2 separate regions of the Homo sapiens genome follow, and region 2 is linked to region 1. A link is a loop called in an ENCODE intact Hi-C map of the cell type or tissue named here. Cell type or tissue: stomach. All regions are shown on one strand.

Evidence for each region. Peaks named below come from ENCODE experiments on the same cell type or tissue, not always from the same donor. Only the 100,000 strongest peaks of a DNase experiment are listed, where the experiment ranks them.
Region 2: it touches region 1 in a loop (3.0-fold over the local background); 90 of 110 quality-filtered maps call a loop at or near these places.

Annotation. Positions count from the first base shown.
Region 1 is chr1:3,563,984-3,566,483 of GRCh38, forward strand. All of the region lies in intron 4 of MEGF6 (multiple EGF like domains 6), which reads right to left. Among named protein-coding and RNA genes, the nearest start is that of MIR551A, 4.4 kb to the left of the region's middle. In stomach, a CTCF peak has its summit at 1,431 (motif pointing right); a DNase peak (open chromatin) is centred at 1,438; H3K27me3 peaks cover 2,093 bases.
Region 2 is chr1:3,618,162-3,620,661 of GRCh38, forward strand. It overlaps a transcript of MEGF6 not described here. Among named protein-coding and RNA genes, the nearest start is that of TPRG1L, 5.6 kb to the right of the region's middle. RefSeq lists enhancers at 345-1,253, 1,190-1,239. In stomach, CTCF peaks have their summits at 1,056 (motif pointing left) and 1,260; a DNase peak (open chromatin) is centred at 1,000; H3K27ac peaks cover 458 bases.

The DNA.
Region 1 (2,500 bases):
AGCAACTGCTCGTTGTAAGGGATAATTGGAAGGACAGCCGAGAAAGGAATGAGGCCAGTAGACCCAAGTTCAGGCAAGCTGATTTACTGTCAGTCCTGCCGGGCTACCTCCTGACAACAGCAGAGGAGGCAGCCCTGCTTACAGACTATGGCAGGGCTTTATAGGGCGAGGAACTGGGTCAGGGTGGGGGAGCTGAGTCGGGGTGGGGGAGCTGAGTCGGGGGTGCAGAAGGGCTGAGTCGGGGTGGGGGAGCTGAGTCAGGGGTGCAGGTGTCTTGACTGTATCCTAGAGATGTTTTTTGCCAGCTTTGTTATGCGAGGTGAACAGATGTTAACCTCATCTTGTAACTGCCTGGACAAACAGCTACTGGAGGGGTCAGTAAAGCGGGGGGTTGTCTTTAGCCCTGGGGGAGCTGTGCAGAGGTCACAAAAGACTGCATTGTAAGACCCATGGGAAGGGAGAGGGAACAGTCTGGCCGGGGTGACCCTAATACTCGTGTTCCTTCCCTCACATCTACTGGAGCCCAAGCTTCCCCTCCCTCTCCTGTGCCCAGCACTGGCCTCCTCTCCCCACTGTGCTGGTCTAAGGTTGCCCTGGCCACCAGCCCAGCCCTGGCAAGAACCACCATCTCTCCTGGTGGCCACACAACCTCCTCACTGGACCGCCTTCCTCGACCTCCAATGTCCAGAGGTAGCTCCCCAAAGCAGGGGTATGGCCCCCACTCCCTTAAAACCCTCAGCCATGCAACAGGGGTGAGTGTCCCACTGGACAAACCCACTCTGCACCAGGCTCCCCCAAAGCTGGGGACGGGCCCCCTTCACCCCCATCTGGGCCCACCCAGGTCCTCACACAGACAGACCTCCCCTCCTGTGAGGCCCCGCCATCCCCACTACCACGGTCCCGCTCTGGCCGAGGCATTTTCCAGCCTGTATCCTGACATTTTCCATGGCCCCGCTCCAGCCGAGGCATTCTCCAGCCCCATATCCTGACATTCTCTACGGCAGGCACCACCGCTGAATTACACCTTTCCTTCCAATTCTGTCCCAGCACCAGGACGCGGACCCAGGAGGGCAGGGGTTTTGCTGGACTGGCTGGTGGGTTCCAAGCACAGGGCCTGGCACGCAGTGGGGTCCGGCGATGGACGCATGAATGAAGCCCCCTAGGTACCCCCTTCTTACCCTGGAACCCCCTGCCTGGGTCTCGTCCTCTCTCCCACTGTGTCCCCGAGGCCTGGGCAGTTGGGCGTCCCCAGGCGCCTCCTTGTTTATCAGACATGGCACCGAGATGGCATCAGCAGTGGGTGAGAAACACACGTGCAGAGCCCATCCCCAGACCCCACTCTGCCCCAGAGTTCACCAAGTTCCCTTCCTAGCTGGACCTTAAAACCCCCCGGGTCCTGGTGCCTGCTCTGGCCTCTCAAGGCCACCAGGGGGTGCCAGCGCCCCACCCTGAGCACGCGGCAAGAAGGGAGGTGGGGACCCCTTGATTGCAGGAGGCCCCTTCCAAGAGGGGTCCAGGGAGCAGGACCAGGAGCCTATCGGTGCCTGGCTTGAGAGGAGGACGCTTCGTGCGGGGCTGCCTGGCCTGGCCCTGGACGGTCCCCATGGTAGGACCTGGGGCACAGCACCAGGGTGCCCGGTGTCCAAGAACCTCCTGAATTGCCCAGTTAAACAGAGTGGCATGGGGCTGTCCAGGATTCCCTGTCCCAGGGGTTCAGGGGCCTGTGTGTGCCAAAGCCCACTGCAGTTTCCCAGGAGGGCAGGGGACCCCCAAGTGGAGGTGGCCACGTCACCAAGAACAGAAGTGCGTGTGGACATCCAGGTGCCTTCCAACTCTGCTCCAGCCACGCTCGGCATTCCGTCCAGGGCAGGCACTGTGGACCCTGACACCCAGCGGCACAGGGACTCTCATGGGGTGCAGTGGGGATCCAGCTTCCTCCTCCCTGAGACCTCAGGGTCAGCTGCTATAGGACCCGCCGTGGACCACTGCCCTGCAGGTTCATAGAGCCCTGATCCCACCACGGTGGGTGACCTCCCCCAGCGCTCTCAGCAGAGAAGACATTGACCCCTGAGGCTGACCTGGGTAGCAGACCCCTGAGGCCAGCACCGGCTGGAGACTTTAGGAGGCTGTCAGCACCTCAGTCACCTCCTTCTCCTGCAGTCACTGTCCTGTTCTTGGCTAGCCTGGCCTCAGTGATGCTGCCCAGGCCCCCGGCTTGACCGGGCCAGAGGGCCGGGCCCTGCTCTGGAATGCCTGGGGCAGCCACATCAGAGAACAGATTCCAGAAGCACGCAGCCCCTCGCTTGCAGAGCCTCATTCATTACTCCATGGGAAGGGGGGCATGGGTATCGCCCCAGGAATCTTAAAAATGGGCAAAATCAGCAGAGGTCCTGGCATCTGCCTCCCTGAACAGGGTTGGCACTGGGCAGCCAGCGCTAAGGCAGGGTGGGCACAGGACGCCGGCCAACCTGGGGCCCACTTTGGCAGCCAGGCCAAGAAC
Region 2 (2,500 bases), 54 kb after region 1:
CCTGCTGTCCAGCAGGCTTTGTGCAGTGCAGCCCTTGCATTTCTCAAGGTCAGAGCGGTGTGGGCCGCACCCTGCCTGCCACGCTGACCAGAACCAGAACCGACACACAGTCCCCAGCAACATTCTGTTTAAGACCTTCTGGCCCCCAAGTTAACCTGAAGTCTCCCAGCCTCCTCCTGGGTCCCACTCACCCAAAGGAAGCCCACCCCTCGAGACCAGGCCTTCCCACTGGATCCACGGCCGAGAGACCACCTGGGGACCCTGGGCCCCACACGGCGAGGGGCAGGTGGGAAGCAGCGCAAAACCATCCTCCTGCTGGGGTGCAGAGGTGGAGGAAATTACCATCAACGCGACTCAGCCTTTGAGAACTGCACGAGAATGACACCCCTGCTACTTCCCCGCAGCCTGCTCTTGATCCTCAAACCCATCCGAAAGGCCCCTTCCCCGCCGGCAGGGAGAGGCATTTATTTGTGGAAGTTGCTTCTGCTTCTGTCATGACTTGCCAAAGAGTAAGGGCTGTGTCTGCAAGACACCACCTGAGCGCTCACGACTGCCCCAAGCACTGCCAGCCCTCGTACACAGCCCTGGGACCCGCCAAGCCCCAGCCCTGGCTCCATGGAGAAGGGAGAGGCTGAGAAACATTCCTCAGCCCAAAGTGCATCCCCCAAAGCACAGCTGTCTCTGGAAGCCCAGGACCCTGCCTGAGGGAAGAGCCTCCAGGCTGCACACTGACCTCCAACCTGGGGGAGCTGGTGCCGGCACCTAGAGGACACAAACCCTTGGGCTGCCCTTTGGCACGTGGCCCCCTGACTCCCACATCCATCGGAGAACAAGGGCACAGGCAGGACCCACTGATTTTGTAAAATGCAAAACCATAACATGTGGAAATTAAGATAAAAACCCACACTTCCCAGCGGAGATTTCCAGTGGCAGGAAGATAAATAATGACTTCATGTAGGGCCTGAATACACACACCCAGCGTGAAGCTGCGCCCTCTAATTGGAAGACCTCGCATGGGTGATGCTGCCACCTGCTGACAGAAATGGAAATAGCTCCTTCAAAGCCCCAAGAAATACACAAACTCAGGGGCTCCCCTCCCGGGACCTCACAGCCACACCCCAATCACGAACCATCTTCCCTGCCCCACGACCAGTGTGTGTGGAGAGAGCAGCCATCCGGCTGGACGTTCCATCATGCACGTGTGACACATCATTACATGTGTCCCCCAGAAAGGCACAGTCCAGTCTTAACCCCAGTGCGTGTGATATGACTGGTATGGTTTGGCTGTATGCCCCCACCCAAATGTCATCTCCAATTGTAATCCCCCACGTGTCGAGAGAGGGGCCTGGTGGGAAGAGATTGCATCATGGGGGCAGATTTCTCCCTTGCTGTTCTCGTGATAGTCAGTTCTCAGGAGATCTGATGGTTTAAATGTGTGGCACTTCCCGCCCCCGTCACCCCTGCCGCCATGCTTCCCCTTCATCTTCCGCCATGACTGTAAGTTTCCTGAGGCCTCCCCAGCCGGGTGTAATGGTGAGTCAATTGAACCTCTTTCCTTTATAAATTACCCAGGCTCAGGTAGTTCTTTATAGGAGTGTGAACGTGGACTAATACAGAAAATTGGTAGCAGGATAGTGGGCACTGATATTAAGATACCTGAAAATGTGGAGGTGATTTTGGAACTGGGTAATGGGCAGAGGTTGGAACAGTTTGGAGGGCTCAGAAGACAGGAAGCTGTGGGAAAGTTTGGAACTTCCTAGAGACTTGTTGAATGGTTCTGACCGAAATGCTGATAGTGATACGGACAATGTCCAGGCTGATGTGGTCTCAGACGAAAATGAGGAACTTACTGGGAACTGGAGCAAAGCTATATTTTAGTAAAGAGACTAGGAGCATTTTGTCCCTGCCCTAGAGATCCGTGGAACTTTGAATTTGAGAGAGATGATTTAGGGTATCTGGCAGAAGAAATTTCTAAGCGGCAAAGCATTTGAGATGTGAGCTGGCTTTTTCTGAAAGTGTACAGTCATGTGCGTTCACAAGGAGATGATCTGAAATTGGAACTTATGTTTAAAAGCAAAGCAGGACATAAAAGTTTGGAAAATTTGCAGCCTGACTATGTGGTAGAAAACCCATTGTCTGGGGGAGAAATTCAAGCCATCAGCTGTAGAAATGTCTCCAAGACATTTCAGAGAGCTTCACGGCAGACCCTCCCATCACAGGCCCAGAGGCCTTGGGGGCAAAATCAGCTCCAGTCAGGGCCAAAAGGGGTCAAGGGACAGCCCAGGCGGAGCCCGTAGGTGTGCAGAAGACAAGAGGTGAACTTCGGGAGACTCTGCCTAGATTTCAGAGGATGTATGGAAACACCTAGAAGTCCAGGCTGAAGTCTGCTGCAGGGGCAGAGCCCTCATGGAGAACCTCTGCTAGGGCAATGCAGAGGGGAAATGTGGGGTGGGAGCCTCCACACACGGAGTCCCCACTGGGGCACTTGTAGGGACCAGCC